Regions from separate parts of the Mus musculus genome. Here regions 2 and 3 are each linked to region 1. Evidence: chromatin loops called from intact Hi-C (ENCODE). Cell type or tissue: heart. All regions are shown on one strand. Links, peaks and the distances in the headings refer to the core of each region. The heading gives the core; the rest is flanking DNA.

Region 1 (7,782 bases), core at 2,125-4,624:
CAGAAATCCTCCTGCCTCTGCCTCCCGAGTGCTGGGATTAAAGGCGTGCGCCACCACGCCCGGCCTCAAACTCCTTTTTAATAATATGTATAAGTAACAACTCTCTGTAAGGCCTTCAATATTCTCCTGTTGCTATGATCCGAGCAAATACCATGTACCAGGTAGTGATTATTTCCCCAGAGCCAGAGATATTGCAGGATCTCGTACATGCTCTATCTATCACTGAAGCTACAGCCTCGGGTTCATAATGATTTCTAATCATTCATTTATTAAACAAATATTACCTCATCATCTAATGTATGGATACATCAGTGGACCAGATATTAAGTTCATCCTTCCAAGAGATGACAAAGCTATAAAAGGCAACTCTGTAGGCTGGGTAATGTGCTCTTCATTTTACACATGAATGAATGGTGGGGGTGCTGGTGGAGACCTGACTGCCACTCATGTGCTTTCCAGCAAACAGCTGCTTTTCTCCACGTGTCCTACTTGGTTTAACTTAGTTCATGAAATACAACAGTTGTGGAAACCGAACAAGCCGCTAGTGGGAAGGCTAAAGGGCTTGCTCGAAAGGAATTGCTCTCAAATCTCCTGCTAATATAAAAGTAAATGTTGTTATTCCAGTTGTTTGGGATTACACATTGTCTTCAAGCAAAGACTAAATAAGGCCTAGAAATCCACATTCCTAAGAGTAGAAAAGCAGAAGGCTCATAGGCCTATACAAGATGGGCAGAAGCTTAAGGGTTTTGTGGTTTCTTCTGCTCTCCCTGATGGTCACAAGAAGGCTGGCAAACAGTAGGGGCCCAAGGAGTTCCAGAGAGGAAGGGAGGGAGGGAGGGAGGGAGGGAGGGAGGGAGGGAGGGAGGGAAATAGAGAAAGAGAGAGCTCCAGAGAGAGAGGAGAAGAGAGAGGGAGGGAGGGGGAGGAGGAGGGGAGGGAGAGGGGCAAACAGTGGAGACTATAGCTCTGCCAGGCTTTGTCTTCAGCACACACCTTTGCTTCCCTTGCCTCTGCCTCCCAGCTACAGTTAATTACCAGGTGCTTTCTAACCAGACAGTAGAAAGGCTTCTTCTACTGAAGTCTTTTCTTCTTCTTTTTCCTCTGACACTTCTTCCCTGACATAATCAGACCTCTCACAGCAGTAGGGGAAATTCTCTGGGAAGAGGCTACAACTTGACAAAACCTGCCCTTTGCCACGGTTCTCCCTTACGCTGGTACTGTATAGCCAGCCACTCACCCTATTTACTACCCCATACCTCCCCAAGTTATCTACCTACAACACTGACCAGGTCACTTCCTTCTGCAGACTGTGGCAAGTTCACAGAAAGAAGCTCAAATACATAATGGTGATGCAAGAACTCCTGTCAGCATCTGAGCTGAACCCCCACCTTTCCAACCCTCTCTCACTTATCTGCCTACACCAGAGGCAGGCAGAGACACCCTCGTAGGTCTCTCTGCAGGCTGTGATCTTTGATGCCTCCAATGAAATGTTTTTTCCTCAGTAAAAGCTTCACTCATCTTCAAGCAGCTTTGGTAACCCTCCTCTCTGCTTCCACGTTTTGCATGCAATTAATTATAGCATTTAAGTCATTCACTGTAATTTAGACTTTGCAAGGTGAATCTTGCCATATTCCCTTTTTCCTTACCCCGACCCTCTACAACCGCCCCCCCCCACCATCTTCCTGCCTAGTGTAAAATACAGCAAAGCTTCAATAGAATGTCCAATAATCAATATTGTAAAACACAAACCACACGTTGAGAAATGACACAATTATTCCATACCAGTTTATTTTAGATAATGTGCTTCAAAAACTTTATCATAAATAACCTTTCACATCATAAAATAACTTAGTAAGATTTATAATAAAACTTCTGAGAATTTAACATCTCATCAAAATACATTTAAACTGTGGCTTGAAAATATGATTAATCCTCTTTTACTTTCCTTTTATTTGAGGGCATAAAGACCAAAAAAAAAAAAGAAAAAAAATACCCAAACTATTGCTATACATTTAAAGTTTCAACAAAGCAATATTTGGCTTATTTGAAAGTAACCTGGCCATCCTAAATTAGCAGTTTTCTTTCTTGCAGTGCTTTGTAGTTTTTGTCCCTTTTGCCTTGGATTTCTCTTTTCTCGCAGCTTCCTTCTTCAGGCTCACCTCTCTCTCCCTCTGCAAAGTCATCTCTGAGCCCTCGTGCAGTTGAACTCGGCCCCTTGACATCAGTTTCTGTAATCCTTGCATCAGCGTGGGGAGTGACTGCTTGAGTAACTACAAAGGTATTTCAAAACTTCAGTGCAATTTGGTTCAGTTATTTCCATTCGGATGCCATCACCGTTCCGGGAGATTAATCACGGGCACCCACTGATCCATGTAGCGACTTTCCCGGCAAAAACAAATAAGTTGACTTAAGGCAGGATCCTTCCATTGTGATGAATGTGGGTTCTGTGAACAGATTTTGAAAAAATTACTTCCCCGGAAAATAATCAGCTTCTGCTACTAATTGTGCTACTTTTGAAAGGGCCAAACCCCGAACATTCTGTTAAAAACAGCATCTAGCATAGTCTAAACACCTGTAACGTGCACGGAACTACACAGAGTTTTGCATATTAACTACCCCATTCTGCATGAGGTTACCATTCTTAAGACCTCCCTTCCAAGCATGTACCCTGGTGGGTCATAAGTAAAAGACTCCTGAAAAGCATTCTCAGGCTGTGTGCACGGTGAGGGCTGCAGGGCAGGCAGCTGCTGAACTCTTATCTTCCCTGACGATGAATAGCACATTTTACTGGCAGCAACAAGTAACCAGGCAGTCACTTCCCTACACAAGTCAGAAGAGAAAGAGTACAAAAACAAAAAACCAGAAGACCTAGACAGCACGGTTCTTTCTGAAAACACTATCAACCCACCACACATTTTTAAGCGGTGGGGAGGAGGGAGCTCGTTTAAACAAACTCAAGAGCAGCAAAGAAAAGAATTCCACTCGGTACACTTCAGAGTATCTATCTATATCCAGGGAATTAATAAGGTCTGTCTCCTACACCACTTCTACCTTTAGCTTTGACAGCAAATGAAGAATGAAGCTAACTTCTTAACGAAGGGTAAACCGGGAATTTATTTGGCTTTATCTAATCTGTTCTGCTCAAAGAATTAGCCACGCGAGGTTGTGCAGAGGTAAGCAGAGGTAGCAGCTGGGCAGCTTGCTGACTCACAGGGATATCTTCCGCCGCTGGAGGCCACCCACGAGCTTAGACACGCTCCGTACCCTATCACAACCCCCGCGAGATCAGCGTTCAGCTCGGACAAGGTCCACCCCAGCAGATTCTGGGCTGCAGCCCCGGGTCTCTTACCGTCACCAGCACACAGTGCAGGTCCGGGGTCTGCGCGGCGCCCCCGCTCTCCGCCGGGCCCGCGTCGTTCTCCAGTAGCAGCAGCTCAGCTAGCCGACCCGGGTTGCTGACCCGCAGGATGTTGATGTCGTTCTCGCAGCAGAACGCACGGATGAGGGTGAAATGGATCTGCAGAGCCACATCCCGGTCGTCGTCTTCGTCAGCAGCCAGCAGGCACAGTACCACGTTATCGGGGTCTCTGCGGGCAGCGGGGCAGCGGTGAGTTGCATACGCTCAGGGGGGCGCGGGGTAGAGGCGGGTGGGTGGGCGAGCGGGGAACGCGGGCCACTTACACGTTGAGCAGCTTGGCAGCCTCGTACACGCCGACCGTAATGGTGCGCTGACTCCGAGCCTTGCTGAGCACTTCCTCCAGGGCATCGCCCACCGTGTCCATCCTGCGGGCGGCAGGGTGAGAGCGGGTCAGCCGGGTCCCCGGACGCGAGGCGGGAGGGGCGGCGGCCACCGAGTCGGCAGGCACACTTACCTTTCGGTCTTCTGCTCTGCAGCCGAGAATTCCTCCAAAGTCATATTGCAAGTGCGAGTCCCTCCCTCGGCGCGCGGGCTGCTCCTGGCCCCCACAGTGCGCGGCGCCGGCTCTGCGCTCGCTCCCACCCTCCCTTCTCCGCTCCGGCCGGCCGGCTGCTCGCCTAGCCTCGCTGGGGAACTCTGCACTGCTGCCTCGGGGCCACTGGAGGACAAAGGGCCCGATTCCGGAGATATGGGGCTAGCCCTCAGCCAACCAGGTCCAGCTTCATTTGCATGCAGTCAGGCCATTGGGTTATGCAAATTAGCAGACGTTGACACCCAGACCCTCGCTCCACCAAAGCAAGGCAGAGTTGAGCGGAAAGGGGCGGAGCTACGCGGGAGGGAGCCCACGGGACGAAGGTGGTGCTGAAACCCGGTTGGTGGGGTCCTGAGCCAGCTCTAGGTAGTTTGTGGAGCCTTCTGGTGCGGAGGGCTTTGCAGTGGTTCAAGTGTCCTCAGCTCTGACTGAAACAGCCTGCCAATTGTTTTTCTGGTTGTGGACATCTTTTGATTGTCGTTTCGTGCCCTTTGTGTTAAGGGGCTGCTTTTTAAATTTTACTTCCAGGGATTAATGCACTCCAGTCTAGCTGTTGTTAGTAAGCATATTTTTAAGTGTCCAGACATGCCGGGCAAAGCTTGCTTCAGTGTTTATATGCAAGTTTCAGGTAAACCTGCTTATTCCCAGTAGTAGTCTTTTGGTGCCCTGATGGCTGGTTTGATTTGGTTTTGGTTGGTTGTGAGAATTTGAAACTCCAGGGAGAAGAAAAAAAAAAAAAAAATCGCATTTGTGTGTAGTGGTGGCACAGTACCAAGTTGGAATCTTTTCCACAAAAAGTTGGTGAAATTTCTGCCTACTCCATGTAAGGTGGGGAGCTGGTGATCGCATGTTTAACGAGCCAAATTCACCGTTCTTAGAATCCTTCCTGAAGAAGGCTCCTTCTGATCAAGTAAGAGCTAAGAGAGAAATTCTGTGGTATTCAGAGGTGCCATCATGGAAATTCGAGGTGCTCACGATGTTCCCTGAGCGTCCCATCACAGGCAGAAGAGTATGACACCACCTTTACTGTCTATGAGCTCACTCTGAATTACTGAAGCTGAATCATGAAGCTGTAACTGTAGTACATTTTAGCCATGTGCTCAAATTTCACCTTTGAGATAATAGCAACTTGTAGGTAGAAGGCAAACCCTCGTAACTGCAAGCAGGAGTTACAAAGTAAAAACAATTTTTAATGCAAACTTTTACTGGATAGCTCAAAACTCTCTTTGTTTTATGAGCTTATTCAGTAAATACAAAAGCATTGCCTGAACCTACTAGTCACGGAGAGTGGTGAAATTGCAGCCCATATGCTTGCATTCTTAACAGTGCTAATATTGAGGTCACTGGGTAGCTTACAGTTACAGAAGTAAATTTTGCAGAGGTACATGTGAGTTATCCTTAAGATTTTTTTTGCGGGGGGAGGGGTGGTTTTTCGAGACAGGGTTTCTCTGTGTAGTCCTGACTGTCTTGGAACTCACTTTGTAGACCAGGCTGGCCTCGAACTTAGAAATCCGTCTGCCTCTGCCTCCCGAGTGCTGGGATTAAAGGCGTGCGCCACCATACCCGGCAAGTTTTTATTCTTGTGGACAAAATATTTTCAAATTCTCTTAATCTTAACTTAATGGATAATTTATAGGTTGGTTTTCTAGTTCACTTATTGGAGATGTCCCCAAGAGACAAAAGTTGAGTAAAGGAGCAAATGTCAGTGTATGACTTACCCTGGGTGCTGTGTACCTCATACTTACGCCTTAAAGCTTTAAATGGCGATGCTTTGTTAAAGAATCCCTTGGGACTGGGGAGTTGGCTCAGTGGTTAAGCACACTGGCTATCCTTCCAGAGGTCCAGAGTTCAATTCCCAGCAACTAAATGTGGCCCACAATCATCTATAATGGGATCTGATGCCCTCTTCTGGCATGAGGTGTACATGCAGTTAGAGCACTCAAAAGTAAATAAAGCGGAGAGGGGAGGGGAGGGGAGGGGAGGGGAGGGGAGGGGAGGGGAGGGGAGGGGAGGAGAGGAGAGAGAGAATTTCTCTACCATTGGGGGCCTGGGATTCTAGGTCAGTGGTAGAGCAGTTGCCTAGCTTGTTCCAGGCCCAGGCTCAGAATTTGATCTCTAGCCCTACAAAACAGCATCAGGGGCAAAATCTCAATATTGAAGTTTAGGCTTCAATTTCTATGGTTAACAGTGACCGTTACCTTAATGGTGATCAAGAGCCATTACTAAAACAAGCCTCTGGGCGTGACTGTGATGGGTCATCTAGATTAGGATGGATAAAACCATTCCATGGGCTCGGGGTCTTCACTGCATGTAAAAAGGAAAACAGCTACACTGAGCATGGTCATTCTTGGTTCATTCCTGACTGAGGATGCCATGTGACCAACCACCTCTAGCTCTGGCTGTCAAGCCTTCCCCATGATGGACTAACTGTACCCAGGAATAAACGCTTCCTTTCTTAATTTTGTTCCAGGAACAATACAGGTAACTGGCACTAAAATACCATCTTTAAAATACCATAATGACACAAACCACTCCGAGTCACCATTTGGAGACTAATGAACTGTGTTCCCTAGAACTCCAGGGCTCTACCCATTAGACATTTCTTAGAAGTTCTCTGGAAGGATGCAGCTGACAAAGAATTAGAAGATGATGTGACAGCAGAGACTATGACTTCATCAGCTTGGTGTCCTCAACACCCTACATTCAGTAGTACAGTGGGTGTCATGAATTAAAAAGAATCTGAGAATTAATCACCACCTCATGACCCTACAGTCCTGTGCATGAATTCTCAGAAAAGTCACCTTTAACATCACTTCAAAAATATAAGCCCTAAAAAATTTCTGGTCCTTTCTCTACAAAGACCTCATGATCTACTTGGTATGTCCATTGTATTAATCAGGGTTCTTTAGAGTAGTGGAACATATAAAATCAATATATATGTATGCATATGTATATACACACATACATATATACAAAGGGGATTTATTAGGTTGACTTACAGGCAGTATGTAGTCCAACTAATACAACAATGGCTGGCTATGAACAAAAAGTCCAAGAATCTAGAAGTTGTTCCGTCCTTGAGGCTAGATGTCTCAGTTGGTCGTCTGAATGTGCTGGGATCCCACTAAAGTAGGCTCTAATGGCAGTGAAGGAATAGACATGCTAGCAAGGCTAGAGCAAGCAGGCGATGAGCAAAAGCTTCCTTTTTCCATGTCTAAGCTTCCCACACAAGGTATGGCCCAGATAAAAGGTGTGCCTTTCCCACCTCAAGACCTGTATTAAAGGAGTGTGTCTTGTCACCTCAAGGTCCATATTAAAGGAGTGTGTTTTCCTGCCTCAGGATCTGGATTAGAAGTGGATCTTCCTATTTCAAATTAAGCAAAAATTTCTTCACTGGGGTGCCCTCTGTTTTTGAATTTTAGATAATTCCAGATGTACTGAATGAAGTTGACAACCAAGAGTCGCCATCACACCTATGTTTCAACTGGATTTTAGGACAAAATGGTATTCACTGTCATCAGCTAGTTATGCTGAACGTCCCATCTCATCTGAATGGAAGCTGAGTCGAACCATGCACTGTTTATGCAATTCAGATGAAACATAGGACTATAGTGTCCCATTAAAGGCAGCTATTTGAAGTTTAAAATGGGTATAACATAGCAAAAGTATAGTATTTATCCCTCAAAAACTATACTTAATGCTATGTTTAGCCTTATTGTTAAAAAAATGGCATTTTATCCAAATCTGGTATTCAAAAACTGTTCATGTCACACACTCTGACTCAGCCAAGCTTGTGTTACCTCATTGCTGAATTTCCCTAGAATGTTTCATC
Region 2 (7,782 bases), core at 3,208-5,707, 66 kb after region 1:
CATGAATGAAACTGGAAGTTAAATGGAAACTGAAGGATGCTTTTGAGAGAGCCAGATCTTGAGAAAAGGATTATTTATGGTATATTAATGATACATTAAAATTGTAAGGGATTAGTGGTTTTAATAAAGAACTTTGACAATCAAAATTTCAGTTTTGATTATCCCCCAATTTAAAACTTGTGATAAAAGTAGGGTTAAACTGTCACCTCCAACCATATTAGGACCCTAAGAAATCCTAATATTTAAAAGCAATTTAAAAGTTGTTAATAATTGCTCTCACAATAGCACTATCAGTAGTCCCAATGGCTGAATAGTAACATAGTTAACACCCAAATGCCGTATTGAGTCTTGTACCTAGTGGTCAAGCTTCCTTTATAATCCTGTCTGGTGAGATGTCAAAATGGTCCAGACATGGAAAGGATGAATGATTTACAGCAGAGACTCCTGCTGTCTAAAGACAGTGAGCCAGAGGAACATGCAGGAAAGTGGACCTCTCGGCTCAGCCACAATAGAACAGAAACCCCTCTTTGAAGAAAACGGAGCTACCTCACTCAGGAGTGTATTTTCTAGCTCCATCCATGTACTGGCTTGTTTTGTGTGTCAACTTGACACAAGCTGGAGTTATCACAGAGAAAGGAGCCTCCCTTAAGGAAATGCCTCCATGAAATCCAGCTGTAAGTCATTTTCTCAATTAATGATCAAGAAGGGGTGGGCCCATTGTGGGTGGTGCCATCCCTGGGATAATAGTCTTGGGTTCTATAAGAGAGAAAGTTGAGCGAGCCAGGGGAAGCAAACCAGTAAGTAACATCCCTCCATGGCCTCTGCATCAGCTCCTGCTTCCTGGCCTGCTTGAGTTCCAGTCCTGACTTCCTTTGGTGATGAACAGCAGTTTGGAAGTATAAACTGAATAAATCCTTCCCTCCCCAACTTGCTTCTTGGGCATGATGTTTTGTGCAGGAATAGAGACCCTGACTAAGACAATTCATTTTCCTGCAAATTTCATGATGTCCTTGTTTTTAACAGCTGAGTCGTATCCATTGTATAAATGAACCACATTTTCTTTATCCATTCTTTAACTGAGGGACATCTGGGTTGTTTCCAGTTTCTGTCTATTATGAATAAAGCTGCTATGAACATAGTGGAGCACATGTCCTTCTGGTATGGTAGAGCATCTTTTAGGTACATGGCCAGAGTAGTATGGATGGGTCTTGCAGTAGAACTATTTCCAATTTTCTGAGGAACCTCCAGGTTGGTTTCCAGAGTAGTTGAACAAGTTTTCACTTCCACCAGTAATAGAGAAGTGTTCCCCTTGCTCCACATCCTCACCAGCATGTGCTCCCACTTGAGTTTTTGATTTAGCCATTCTGATGGGTGTAAGGTAGAATCTCAGCATTATTTTGATTTGCCTTACCCTCATGACTGAGGATGTTGAACATTTCTTCTATAAATGTTTCTTGTACATTAGAGATTCCTTTGTTGAAAATTGTCTGTTTAGCTCTATACCCTGTTTTTTCTATTTGTGTCATCCTGAGTGAGATAATGAAGACACAAAGACATGCATGTCGTGTACAAAGTTAAAAGTGGACACTAGCCATAAAGTACAGAATACCCAGGCTAAAATCCACAGACCCAAGAAGCTAAATAGTAATATGACTCAAAGGAGGATGCTTGAATCTCACTCAGGGGAGATGACATTTCTAGGACATGCCAGAGACTTGGGATAGGGGAGGCTCCAGAGAGTCTATGAGGGTGACTCTAGCTGAGACTCCTAGCAGTGAGGCATATGGAGCCTCACGTGGCCACCTCCTGTAACCAAGCAGGACTCCCAGTGGAGAGAAAAGAGCACGAACCCACCCACAAAACCTTTGACCCAAATTTGTCCTGCCTACAAGAAGTACAGGGACAAAGACGGAGCAGAGGCTGAGGGAATGGCCAACCAATGACTAGCCCAACTTGAGATCCATCTTATGAACAAGAACCCAATCCCTGACACTATTAATGATATTCTGTTGTGTTTGCAGACAGGAGACTACAATAACTGTTCTCTGAAAGATTCCACTCGGCAGCTGACTGAAACAGATTCCCATAGAGAGTTCCAAAAATTAGATGGAGCTTGGGAAGTCTTGTGAAAGAGTTGGGGGAAGGATTAAGGGACCTGGAGGGGGTAGGGACTCCACAAGAAGACCAACAGAGTCAATTAACCTGGACCCTTGGGGGCTCACAGAGGCTGAGCTAGCAACTGAAAAAGCATACTTGGGCTGCACTTAAGCCCCACACACATATGAAGCAGATATGCAGTTTGGTCTTCATGCAGGTCCCCCAACAACTGAAGTAGAAACTACTCCTGAATCTACTGCCTGCTTGTAGGTCCTGTTCCCCTAACTGGGCTGCCTTGTCTGGCCTCAGGGGGAGAGGATGTGCCTAGTCTGCAGCGACTTGATGTGCCAGGGTGGGTTGGTACTCAGGGGAGCCTCCACCTTCTCAGAGAAGGGGGTGAGGGGAGGAACTGTGGGGGAACTGGGAGAAGAGGTGGGGCTGCGATCAGGGTGAAAAAGAAAGAAAGAGAGGAAGAAGGAAGGAAGGAAGGAAGGAAGGAAGGAAGGAAGGAAGGAAGGAAGGAAGGGAGGGAGGGAGGGAGGAAGGGAGGGAGGGAGGGAGGGGAGGAGGGAGGGAGGGAGGAAGCAGCAACCCATTCTCTAGTCTCTTGTGATGTTCCACATGGTGCTGGTACCTGCTGATACCCTCTCTCCTGTGGTGAGCTTGCAGCCCAGCACCTGCACTTGACAGCTCCCATTCACTAACTGCCTGTTTCCTAAACTGGGAATGTACCCTTGAGTTCCTCTGCTGCGTTCTCCCAATCCCCCTTCTCAGCTACTGCTTCCCACTTTCCAAAGTACATCAAAATAACAGTGTTTGTCTCCTTGCAAAGGACTCAATAAACTTGAAGCATAAATGTCCTGATTTGATACAATCTATAACTAACCTCGTTCCTCAAGGAGTGTTCTGCCAAGAAACACAAACGGTATATAAGAAAATACCTATCCTTTGGGCTGTTTGGGTGCCACCTCCTCCAGGAAGCTTTCCAGATCATCTATCAACCAGACTGGAGTATATGGCCTTCTTTAATTCTTAAACCACTAGTACTTACCATTATTAAAAAGTGGAACTCTGCCCTGTAAAAAGCTGATGTACTCTTTTGAGTGCCACCTCCCCTTTGTAGAGAGACATAATCACATGGATCCCCAGGAACTACCATATTATCTGGTACAAAGAGAAAAGTCAGTGGATATTGTTCAATGAATGAATGGATGGATAATGCAATAAATAAGAACCAGTGGAGACACACCAAAGCCATGGTGTGGAGACTCAGGCGAAGGTACTGCTGATTCTGCTGCTGAGGTGAGGGACAGTATGAGAGACTCTGGGATCTATCTTGAGAGATTGAGTTAGAAGACTATAGCTGTAACTTTGTGTTAGGGGACATGGCCAGTCTGTGTAACTTCCTGGGTTTCACTCAGCAAACCACCAAAATAAAATAAGCAAAAGACAAGTTGGCATTTCCCTCAAGACTACTGCATAGAAGACTATTCCAAGGTGAAGGGACAGCATGAGCCAAACCACAGAGGTGCGAAAGCATGTGGGTCACTGCCAGAGACAGCACTGCAGATAGCAGCACTAAAAACACTGGAGACAACAGCACTGAAGACAGCAACTCCGCACAGTAGACAACAGCACTGTAGATGACAGCGCTGTAGACTACAGTGCTATAGAGGACAATACTACACACACTGCAGACACTGCAGAAGACATCACTGCAGACACTGCAGAAACTGCAGAAGACAGTAGTACTGCAGACACTGCAGATGAGACAGCACTGTAGAGGACAGCACTACAGAAGACACCACTGCAGACACCGCAGAGGACAGCCTGGCAAGACTCCAGAGCAGTTCTTAGTGGGAGGAAGTGGGACAGGTGGGGCTGGAAAGATCTCAAACAAGTTTCAAAAGACTTGGAACTGACACCGAGGAGTCTGAAGTAAGTCACTGAAGTCTGTAAGCTAACTAATAACATAACTAGATGGCTAAACAGGAGAAGAGGATTTGTTTCCTTTTCAGTAACTAAAAAGCCCAATTTCCTCTATTTTTATATCTCTTGTCCCTTCGTGAAAATGGACAAACAAAATCCAGCTGCAGTGCTCCTCCTTGCAAAACAAATTCGGGTTTCTCCTCTTGCTTTCTGGCAGCCGGCTCAGAAGTGAAGGCATCCGCCGTGCAGCTGGGAAAACAGGAGCTTGTTTGGCTCTGAGCAATGCGGGGAGTGCTGGTCTGGGCAGTGAGTCAGCTCCTTCCTGAAAGTCTAGGTCAAGGGAGTCCATACCACAATCTTGTTTACTGGCTTTTGCTTCCACTGTCCGAGCATTGATTCTGATTACTGCAAAGGTGTATTCGGTCACTCTTGGCTTAAAAGCCTGTAATTCCGTTGACAAGAAGATGTGATCAGAACAACAGTGACCCCATTTTAATCCTCCAGTTCATTGGAGAGAGCTGGATGAAGAGTGGAGCGTTGTTTTCTGGTGGCTTTTGTTCCTGCCTGACCACAGTCATGTGTGGGAATGACTCTGCAGAGCTGTTTGCTGGCCTGGCAGATTTGGAGGGGAGCCGATGAGTGACCTGTCTGAATCAACTCCTCCAGCCCAGACACGTGGGGCTACAGCTAATCAATCAAGTCTGCTGAGGGCTGCTCCCTGCCAACCTCTGAGGACAACAGGATGCCAGGGTGAATAAGACAGTCTACCAGAGTCTAGGAACCGGGATAAAAACTCAGGCAATGGAGACTTCAGCTCTTAACTATTATTGTTGTTGTTGTTATTATTATAAAGGAATACAAATTTTAATTGTTATTTTATTTATTTACACTTCAAATGTTATTCCCCTTCCCAGTTTCCCCTCTGCAAACCCTCTATCCCATCTCCCCCCTCACCCCCGCTTCTATGAGGGTGCTCCCCCACCCACCCACCCTCTCCTGCCTTACCACCCTAGCATTCCCCTACGCTGGGGGCATCAAGCCTTCACAGCACCAAAGGGCCTCCCCTCCCATGAATGCTAGTTAAGGCCATTCTCTGCTACATATGCAGCTGGAGCCATGGGTCCCTCCATGTGTATTCTTTGGTTGGTGGTTTAGTACCTGGGAGCTTTGTGGGGTCTGGTTGGTTGATACTGTTGTTCTTCCTATGGGGTTGCAAACTCCTTCAGGTCCTTCAGTCCTTTACATCTCACAAATTGACTAGCATGGTGTACATACCAAATGCCTTAAATGAATAGGTATAATTCAAGTTTGCACAGGTACCTCCAAGCACCTGTTATTAGCCAGTGTCTACTAGGTACTTGAGCAGGATGCCACCCATACTCTCAAACTGTTCACAGCCTTGAGGAGAACCACTGTTCTGCCAATGCTGATGGGAACATCCAGGGAGCCCTGGGGTCTCCACTGAATTCCTTAACATCTGGATCCTCCTCTGGAACCCTTAGGTCTCAATACTAAATGCTAAAACAGCTGGCATCAGAAAAGGGGGATGATGCAGAGAGAGGGGGAGGGAGAGGGGGGAGGGAGAGGGGGAGGGAGAGGGGGGAGGGAGAGGGGGAGGGAGAGGGGGAGGGAGAGGGGGGAGGGAGAGGGGGAGGGAGAGGGGGAGGGAGAGGGGGAGGGAGAGGGGGAGGGAGAGGGAGAGGGAGAGGGAGAGGGAGAGGGAGAGGGAGAGGGAGAGGGAGAGGGATTCTGAACTGTCCACTATCCTTACACCCATTCTGGCTGTTGAACTCTGCTTTTTCACTGATATCTGGATTATCATTGCTACAGGCAATAGTGGAGGTACAAGCTGTTCTTCATGAGGCCAGAGATGGGTGATCTGAGGAAGGTGACTGTTAGATACTGAAGGAGAGTTTGTAGCCTCCCACAGAACCTAAGGAGCAGAAGTATACCATTCCGCCTACCTCAAGCTCCTCCTGACTAACTAATACAAGCGTTGTTCACAGTCCAGACTCAAGGAAGCCTGTGAGCCAAGACGCTCCAGCATCATCTGCTGCAATAATTAGAATCTAGAAACAGAAAAGGAATTTGAAATGGCATGATGAAGCATTTCCATTTTAAGAGTTGATTTAATTTTTTGAGAGATGATCTGATTGGAATAAGCTCTGTTGCATCTGAATCCTTCCATTGTTTTGGAACAATGCTGTCAGATGCAAGTGCCCTGGCCTCAGAGTCACCTGTGGCCAGTCCTGCCAGATCCAAGCCTACTTTCAAAGTATTTAGGGTACACCACATGGAGGAGAGAGGAGTGCTTCTGTTTCTCCTTTTCTACCTTCTGCTCCCAGCCTGCCTATGCTCTGGTGGGGCCTCTGACTCATTCTGGAAATGAAGAAGGGCAGGCCTACCTGGGTACTAATTTCATGTGTGTACAGTTAAAGGTCTCCAACCAAATCTACTCTATCAAAAGCTACCAAGAAAAAAAGAAAAAAAAAGTTTCTCTGCTCCAGCTGCTCCAGACTGATGATGGAACCTTGATAGAAAGTACCAAGAGGAACTAAGCAGAAATAAGGGTTTCTTGATGATTGAAAGCCCTGTTGTTAGAATAGCTATACGCCAAGAACAGGGTTATTTGATGCTGTATCCTGTTTTATGGTAAAGCAAATCTGAGAAACCAAGGGAAGAAGAATGCAGGATCAGCTGTCTTGGAGGGAGGTTTTGAAAAGTTTACTCCTTTTGGATCACTCTAGAACATCTGAGGTACTATGGAGGATGACCGTATCTGTTGGCAGAAAGGACCCCCAGTAGGTGAACCTGCTCTCTTTTAATGCTGCTGTCTTGGAAAAGGAAGACCAGAAACACCCTGGAACTTTCCAAGTGAACAGAGGATAGCATTTCAAATTAGATGCAAGAGCTGTGACACAGAGGTCTGAGGACAGTGCACGATGCTGCAGTCCCCAGAGACCTGGGGTAGGGGTGGGGGTGGGGAACACAGAGGCTTGAGGTGGCTTCACATCAAAGTGTGGATGGAAAGGACCTTGTGAAGGAGATGGGTGTCAGTGAAAGGATGTGACCAGAGCAGAGAGTGGTTTAGTCTCTAGAACCTAGCAGCATGTTGTTCAACAGAAGTGCTGTGTGACTGACTGGGTAGCTTAAGTCACAGGGTGTTGAGTCAGACACTGTTTAGTGTCTTAAGGGGTCATAACAAAGTACCACAAACTGGGCGACTCAAACGTCAGAAATGTATTGTCTCACAGTTCCGGGGGCTGGACCTAAGATCAAAGTACTGGCTGGGTGGCTCCATGCAGGGTTTTGAGAGACTGTTTTCACTGCTGTGCCTGTTGGCTTGCTGGCAATCTCCACATTTCTCGACTTCTAAGGAGGGGCTTTACAAATCTCTGCCTTCATCTCCACACAGAGTTATCCCTGTCTGCATGTCTGTCTCAGCAGTCATCACACCTTAATCGTGAGGTCTTCAAATATCCTTTTTGCAGATAAGATCAAATTTGCATAGGTTGTGACTTTCACATCTCTAGGTGGAGGTGGGGGATACAGCTACACCCCTTGCAGGTTTTCAGTTCAATTCTGCTACTTAGTGTCTTTGTCTTCCTGGAAGTATCACTGACTAGGTGTCTTGAAAAACTGTTCTCTTTCTTTTCAGCCCAGTTATCTATTTATAATGGGACAAAGAGTGTTTGTTTTGTTTTGAGACACTGTCTTACTATGTAGCCCATGCTGGTCTTGTGCATTCTATCCCAC
Region 3 (7,782 bases), core at 3,208-5,707, 140 kb before region 1:
AAAAACAATTTGTGGAACACTAACCTACTTAAAAGGAGGTAGTTCTTCATAGTGTCTAGGGTAGGTTCAGACAGACAGTAGCCATGTAAAACAGGACAAGTCAAAAAAAACCACAGAGAATGAAGCTGCTGCCTATACTAGTTCTGAAGTCTGTGAAACCTCATCACACAAGGGCTCACTGGTTAGCCTCATTTCCCCTACTTCTTCAGAATGCTTTCCTACTGATGCTTTAGTTATTGTGATACTGTTGGAATACTGGATAAAAGCTTACAGAGTAGTGTCATGGAACAGTGAAAGAAATTCACAGTAGGTTTACATATAAGCTGCAATCAATTTTAAAGAGTAGCTGTCTTGAGCTATAAAATCATTTATCTTGCTGGCTTCAGGAAGGGTTATACAGGGGAGAACGCCACCTCTTTTGTAACATTTGGCTTTCACAGACTTGGGACTTTAGAATCATCCTCTTACAACCCCTTTATATATCCACTTATCCCTGAAACCTCACCCATGAGACTGCTCTCACCCTGATCCTCTACTTTTTCTTTTTTCTTTACAGCAACTGATTCTTTTATAAGCAACCGATTTGTTTGCTTTATTTCTGAGCCATGGGGAGAGTGGCATGTAGAAATTACAGAGAACAAATGAAGAAAAGAGAAAAAAATTAAAGGAAGCCTGGGAACAAGCTAGAGAGGAAATTAAATAGACCCATGATACCAGGGAAAGTACAGCCAGCAATTGCCCCCGTGTGACATACAAATCTTCACTCATGGGGCCGAGTGAGATGGCTCAGTGGGTAAGTTATCTGAGATTGGTACCACATAAAGGTGGAAGACAAGAGATGTCTTCCTAAAAGCTGTCTGCTGACCTCTACACACTCACCAGAGCATGTGTGCCCCCACATAATCAACTAAAAGAAAACTAAGGTCACTCCCCAATGGGTTCAGCTACATGCTCCAATTATTCCCAATCATAAACAAGCAGAATCTGGGAGATTCCCTTCTGTGAAACCTCTCCCAGGACCATGCTGTGGGTTGGTACAGATGTTCCCTGCTACAGAGCATATCCATCAATGGGCACTGCCTTAGCAATGTACTTTGTCAAAGTACTGCCTCTTTCTAGTAATGTAAAATACAGAGACACAGAGGTCAAACCTTGGCCCTGATTCAAAACAATCAACTAACCAACCAACCAATCCAGAAATCCAGAAAAGCCAAAAACAAAAACAAATAGACAAACAAGGTCAACGGCATGGACTCAATGCAGGCCAACTCTGAAGACCCACCCAGCTTCAGTCCTGGGCTCGGATGTGGGCTTAGCTCAGGCTTCAGCTGTCTCTACACTGAGAGGGTCTTGTGCTTCCTGCCAGTGCTACCAGTCTTACTTCCTTCCAGGCGTTTCTTTTAACTAATTAGAACTTCTTCAGGAAAGGCTTTTCCTGGACACTTCCTCTAAAGGACTACACAACTTCACACTCAGCACACTTCAGTGTCAGTCAGAATCGCGACTGAAACTCATTTTCTCACCTCATTAATCCAGACCATTCTTGATGACTATAGCTCCTTCTGTGGCCAGAGCTCTATCTACGAGAACGTAATTCTTCCTTCATGATAGGGGCTGCTGCTGGCTTCTCCAGACAGGTCTGGTACCTAGTTGGGCTTATTGTTACTTTAATAGCTGTTATTTTATCTTGAGATTGTCTAGAAGCAGAGCCTGAGATGAAGGAAGACTTAAAGGAAAATGATGTGTCAGAATCTAGGAGAGCCTCACCAATGTGCCAAGGAGAGTCACACCCGTGTGCAGTACACAGAAACCTATGTTTGACTTAATGCTCAGCCATACCATTCTGAAATTCTTAAATAATTTTTGAGCAATTTTCATTCTGCATTGAGTCACACAAATCCTTTTGCAGGTCTCCGTTGGAATATATTCCTAAAAAAAATTGACAGGGGAGTAGGAAGTAGAACTGGTAAGACCAAGAAGGGAAGGGAAGATGTGTTACTAAGCAAAGAGCTGGAGACAAGGAGAGATGCTTATCCAACCACTGCAGGGAGTGTTGCTGACATCTTAGACGCAGCCTCCAGTTATTCCAATTGGTGTCAAAACAGATGGAGCGTTTTTTACCTCCACTCTTGTCACTGCTTAAAGAACCGATGTAAGAAGTACAGTAGTTGCCAGGTTCTTCCAGCTGCCCTGTGCCCAGGGATAGAACACTCTCAAGCTGAATGTGGTAGTTCTGCCATAAGATGCAGGTGCTGGCAGGCAAGAAGTATCCGTGGAATCAGTGTTCATAAAGCTGAGAGAAGGGTTGGAAGAGATCAGACCAAGTATTAAGAGAAACTGATGGAGTTGGGCATATACTTACTATGTACAGGTTTAAAAAAAAAGATATATATATTATATACCTTGTAAATATACTACTACATACATGTATTTGTATGTATGTATGTTTGCATGTATATACGTATGCATGCAATAGGAAGCACAGCCACGTGGAGATGGAATGTGAGTCATCAAAGTTCAGGAAGCGGGTCCAGAATCATGGTTAAAAGCATAATCTGTTTAAGCAACCTGCACTTAAAACCTATCTCTTCAGTTTCATTGGGTTAACTTTGCTGTGCCTACATGCTAGGGTTGCTAGGAGAATGAAAAGATTTAATACATGTAAGACTCTTAAAGCAACATCTGCCGCACAGGAAGTACGGGTTAAATGTTACCTTTTACCGTTTTGCCTTTTGGCTACTATGATCAGAACCTCCCAACCCTCTGTAGTACAGCTGTCCCTCAGTGCCCACAGGGGATTGGTTCCAGGGCTGTCCTTCATTCATATACTAAAATCCAAGGATAGAAAACTCTCATACAAATGACATAGTATTTGCATATAACTTACCTACATTTTGCATATGATAATGCTTTAGTTATTCCTAGATTGTTAATTATCTAGTCCTGTACAATGTAAATATTAGTTTTGTTATACTGCATTATAAATGAAATAAAGACAAAGAATATACTTATTTATGACAGACTCAATTTTATTTTCAAATACTTTCAATCTGTAGTTGAATTTGAGGATGCAGACCCCTGTGGGTATAAATGATTAACTGTATTTTATTGTTAATTTGTTGCAGGCTGACATTTTAGTACAGAAAAGAAATAAAAAATGAATAATGTGTGAGGGGAGATAAAATAAAAGACCATATTTCAAACAACTTGATGCAATAGACAATTTCTGCACAAGTTTGTACATGATACTGGATTTCTGTTCTCTCCATATGCAGATAACTGTTTAAAGACTAATCGGTGGATACAATTTGAGAAGCCAGACATTCTTCAACGAGCCACTTTGCTTGTTTTTGCCACAGATTAGTGAGAGAAAAATTAAAAGTACATGAAGTACTTAACTGGGCTATATAATGATCCAGAGGTGGAAATCACAACCATAATAGTCCATTCTTGTGTCTGGCCATTCTGTTTAGGGTGCATCTTCAAACTGTCACGATCTGAATCAGCCAAGTGTTTCCTAACACTGTAGAAAGTAGGAAATAAAAGGCAGGCTGTGGTTTGTACCTCAACAAGAACATCCTCTGGAGGCTGCTCAGACCACACTGGCCAAGCAAGGCATTCTTGAGTAAGAGTGCAAACAGGAGTGAATTTAAAGCCTTCAGTGGGATTCAGTACCTAGATCCCAGCATCCCCAAGACCCACTCAACAGTGCATCCTCATCCAATGCTAGTACTTATTTATTTCTGTTTGATCTTTTAAATAATATATTTTATTTATTCTTTGACAATTTCATACAGGTATCCTGATCACACCCAACTTCCCCTCCTACTCTGCCACCCCCAACCCCCAACATGTTTCCCTCCCACCGTCCTTCCTTCCCCTTCCTTCCTTCCTTCCTTCCTTCCTTCCTTCCTTCCTTCCTTCCTTCCTTCCTTCCTTCCTTCCTTCCCTCCCTCCCTCCCTCCCTCCCTCCCTCCCTCCCTCCCTCCCTCCCTCCCTTCCTTGGCACTGAGTCCAATTACTGACCCCTGCTCTCACCCAATAGTAGCATCATTTTAAAAAGAGATCACGATGATTATTAGTGACTCACACCTTGGAGTACTCTAGCCAACTGCTGAGTGTTACCATTTCTGTACATCCATCTCTACAGGACTTAAGCAAGTCCCCCTCAGGTTGATGGTATCTCCTATCACATTTAGCATAATGCTTGACCCCACACAACAGGTGCTTCGTTTTGTTGAATGGCTGTAAGCAGCTTTTGTGGAAGCAAAACTAGCCCTTCAACCTGCCAAACTCTAAATGCTTACAAAACAAAACAAAACAAAACAAAACAAAAAAACAACCTGTCCAATTAATTTATTATGCAGTACTCTGTCCGGTCTGGGACATTCAATAATCTGGCTTTACCTCCATTTCTGGGAAACAACCTCCCTGTTGCCCCAGAGTCCTTTAAATATGACGGTGGCCGTTTCCTCAGACCTTTCTGGATCAGAGCCCCACTTTTGTGTGGGGTTTGGCAGAGCTCATCTTCGCAGCCTGGGGACTGCGGTGTGTGGTCCTGGTGGTGATGTATGGTGGTGGCCTCGCGTGGTTGCCCGGGCCCACCGCACCGCAGCGAGCTGCACCAACCCAGCCGCGGGCACGCGTGTCCTGACCCCCGACGGCCGCAGTTGGGCGCGGCGACCACGTCCCATGCCCGTGGGCCAGAGCGGAGGGGGTGGCGGCGACAGCCCCGCCCACCGGGCCGTGCGCCCCGCCCACGCGCGAGGGGAGGAGCTGGAGCGGAGTAGGGAGGAGAGGTCGGGCGGTCCCGGGAGCGCGGAGAGCCGGACTCCCAGGCGGCGGCAGCAGCGGCGGCGGCGGCGACGACGGCGAAGAGTGAGTGCCAAGGTAGCGCCGGGACCGGACGGGGCGGGGCGGTCGCCGCTACTTCGGGGCCGCCTGTGGGTCCCGCGGGCTGGCAGCGGGCTGGAGCTAGGGAGCGGAGGAAGGAAGCGCGTGCTGCGGGCGCTCTGGGCCGCGGAAGGGGAGTGGGAGCGAGGCCAGCCGGGGCCCACAGACGCGAGAGCCCGCTGGGGCGCGAGTGGCCCCTGAGGCTGGGTCTCCGTAGCTGCCTCGCTCGGCCTCGCCCCGCCGGAGGAAGGCCCGGGAAAAGCCGCCAGGTCGCGGTGGTGCGGGAGGAGCCGGTCGGAGCCGCCACGCACGCCCCTCCTCCGATCTCTAGACGCGCGTGGGTTGGCAGCCTCGGTACTGGGTCTTCACAGGGGGGTGGCGGCGGGTAAGGAGCTGATCGTGGAGAGAATTCGGGTGACACTTCACGAGGGACCCTGCGGCGGTGACTGGAACAGGAAGGTCGGAGTTCAAACTTGAGCCTTGTGTGCTTTTTTTATATTTTTTTTTAAATGTAGCGCCTGAAGCTTAGCCCGTGGGTTTAAAAAACTCCTCTTTATTTTAGTTAGGGCCTGTCAATTAAACTTCATTTTAAGACGCCATTGCTAGTGTCTCCTGACACTCGTTTATCCTTTTAAGTCTGTGGATGCCTTGTAAACTTGACTTAACTTTCACAAAGGGAGCCGTGATTCTTGTTAAACTTTAAGCAACTGGAAATCAGCTGGAAGGATCTGCCGAGGCCTGTGGTCTCGTGGTCCTCCTGTGCGGGCGTGGCTGTGCACAAACAAGTGGGTAGGAAAGGACGCAGCCCCACGCTTGAGCTGGAGGGGAGATCTGTGCCCATGTGCCAGGGCACGTTTAAACGCAGCTCCAAGTGGAAACACTGGGGATGTCTTAGGCCTTGTTGGACGGACTTCACATGATTCGTCTCATTCCGGTCAGTTATTTCCTCTCCCCACTGCTCTTTAGACACTGTTTATATTTCCTGGGGCGATCGTAGCGTCTCCTGAATAGATTGTCTATAATGAATCTTTTGGATGTTGTCAGAGCCAGGCTCTGTGTCTGTGTGTTCTCAATGTTTAAAGCAATAGCTTGGCTGTGTTTTGAGAGTGCTGGTCACCCTGCTGCACCATTGCTTGGCACTTCAAACCATGGATGTAAATTACCTCCGGATTCCAGCCCTTCCCCAGGGAAGCTGGGAAAGCAGTCACTGGAGAACAGTAAGGTTAAATTTACTATGATCAAGCAGTCACTTTCAAGAAAGGAGGGCCACCCTCCCCTTTTAGAACAAAAATGTATATGTCAGCAGGGTCATTTTCCAATAAATAAGCATATGGTCCTCACATATTTTTATATTTTCTCTATATTTTGTCTGTTTCGTACACGTGTACCCCCTTACCCTCTCTTTCAAGCCCCTCCCACTGATCACCTCTTTCCTCCCCACCACATTTTAAAAAGCAATCAATTGTAGATTGCTAAGTGGGCGTTTAGATAAAATATTCAGATCCTTTGCCTCTCTTAACAGTCAGCCAGCACCATAAAGTCCTGGGTGAAGTCCAGTGAATGCTGAACACTAAGTACAATGCAGCTGGATTGAGCACAAGCACGTTACTGTGTAGAACCCAGCACAGTGTGCAGCTCTTAGATTTGTATAGAACCCTATAAGAATAAGGATCTGTGCTTCTCAGGAGACGACAAGTGTGGTATACAGAGGAGGTGCAGAAAGCTCTGAGCTTATTTGAAAGACAAATCTCTTGACAGTTGGGTTGCTGTTGTCATAGGTTACAGAACACACATGGCGTTCAGGTGATGAGAGCAAAGGGCCCCACAGTAAAAAAAAAAATTTTTCAGAAAAAAGTTAGCTAATGCCCAATAATTTTTATTCCAAACCTCTCTCTAGTAGGAAAAAAAAGTCAGAACGATCTCACTTACTACGCTGTGTTTTAACTAGCTTTTGCTGTTGTTTGTTTCATTTTAGTGTAAGCCTTATAGGAAGGTGAAGTTCTAGAAGTAGTTTTCTGAGCTTGACTGAGAGGGGAAGGTACTTAACAGTGGTTTGCTGTGTAGGCTTTCTTGTCAGACACTCCAGGATGAGAATGTTATTTAGCCCTTTTCAATCCGATTTGTAAGCAGGAGTAACAGTGGTCTCTACTTGTAGTGTTTTGATGAAAGTGTATCAATTAGTCTTTGAAAAAAACAGACTGAAACTAACCTACATAAAGGGCTTAGAATGATCACTTTTCTTTTTAATCTAGTTTACACAGCAGGTTACTTGATAAATGATAATAGGTAGAACCTTCTGGAAATGCAAGATGCCACCATTTTAAGTTCCAAAGAGTGATGAGTGCTGGCAGGGTAACTCACACCTGTAATCTCAGCAGTTGGCAAAGCCGAGACAGGAGAATTGCTCTGAGTTCAAAGCCAGTTTGGACAACATAATAAGTTCTAAACTAGCGTATATTAGAGTGATATCTTGCTTTAAAAAAAAAAACAAAAAAACTAAAGGTTGAGCAGATTGTGTGTGTGTATGTATGTGTGAATGTATGTATGTGAATAAGTGTGTATAAGCTTGTATGTCCTGTTTTACCCATGGCAGTATGAAAATGATTGATGGGCCAATAATTTTAATAATGCTTTTGATGTTGTTAAATACATAGTATTTAATGCTAGGCAATTAGGAACATAAGTTGCTTTTTAAGTTTAAAAAGAATTTTTATTTTAAATAGTTACATTTATTAACCTTGGATAGGAAATTAAATAAATAAATAAGCCCAGAAGTAACATTTGTCTTTAATCAAGAACGACTGTTAAAGTTTGAAAAGATGTGATCCAAGAGTGTGAAGTGGTTGGCTCTTGTGTGCCTGGCTGTCCAAGGCCAGCAGATAAGCCATA

What was found. Peaks named below come from ENCODE experiments on the same cell type or tissue, not always from the same donor. Only the 100,000 strongest peaks of a DNase experiment are listed, where the experiment ranks them.
Region 2: a loop joins it to region 1, with 5 times the contacts of the local background. A loop is called at or near these places in 8 of 42 quality-filtered maps.
Region 3: it touches region 1 in a loop (4-fold over the local background); 10 of 42 quality-filtered maps call a loop at or near these places.

Annotation. Positions count from the first base shown.
Region 1 is chr6:67,033,329-67,041,110 of GRCm38, forward strand. It overlaps Gadd45a (growth arrest and DNA-damage-inducible 45 alpha), which reads right to left and starts at 4,079. Exons shown (of 4, transcript NM_007836.1): 1 at 3,873-4,079; 2 at 3,682-3,783; 3 at 3,350-3,587; 4 at 1,768-2,444. The coding sequence starts at 3,916. The coding sequence ends at 2,331. It overlaps E230016M11Rik (RIKEN cDNA E230016M11 gene), which reads left to right and starts at 3,271. Exons shown (of 7, transcript NR_040278.1): 1 at 3,271-3,607. In heart, for the core only: CTCF peaks have their summits at 3,226 and 4,068; DNase peaks (open chromatin) are centred at 3,293 and 4,143; H3K4me3 peaks cover 2,500 bases; H3K27ac peaks cover 2,444 bases.
Region 2 is chr6:67,098,363-67,106,144 of GRCm38, forward strand. It overlaps Gm29928 (a long non-coding RNA gene), which reads left to right. Exons shown (of 2, transcript XR_377747.2): 2 at 2,930-4,900. Among named protein-coding and RNA genes, the nearest start is that of Gm29928, 10 kb to the left of the region's middle. In heart, for the core only: no CTCF peak of the experiment used is centred there; DNase peaks (open chromatin) are centred at 3,989, 4,299 and 4,669; H3K27ac peaks cover 175 bases.
Region 3 is chr6:66,891,638-66,899,419 of GRCm38, forward strand. It overlaps Gng12 (guanine nucleotide binding protein (G protein), gamma 12), which reads left to right and starts at 4,760. Exons shown (of 5, transcript NM_025278.5): 1 at 4,760-4,890. 4930597O21Rik (a long non-coding RNA gene) reads right to left here. Exons shown (of 3, transcript XR_003956381.1): 2 at 4,408-5,380; 3 at 3,007-3,523. In heart, for the core only: a CTCF peak has its summit at 4,618; a DNase peak (open chromatin) is centred at 4,754; H3K4me3 peaks cover 1,475 bases; H3K27ac peaks cover 1,318 bases.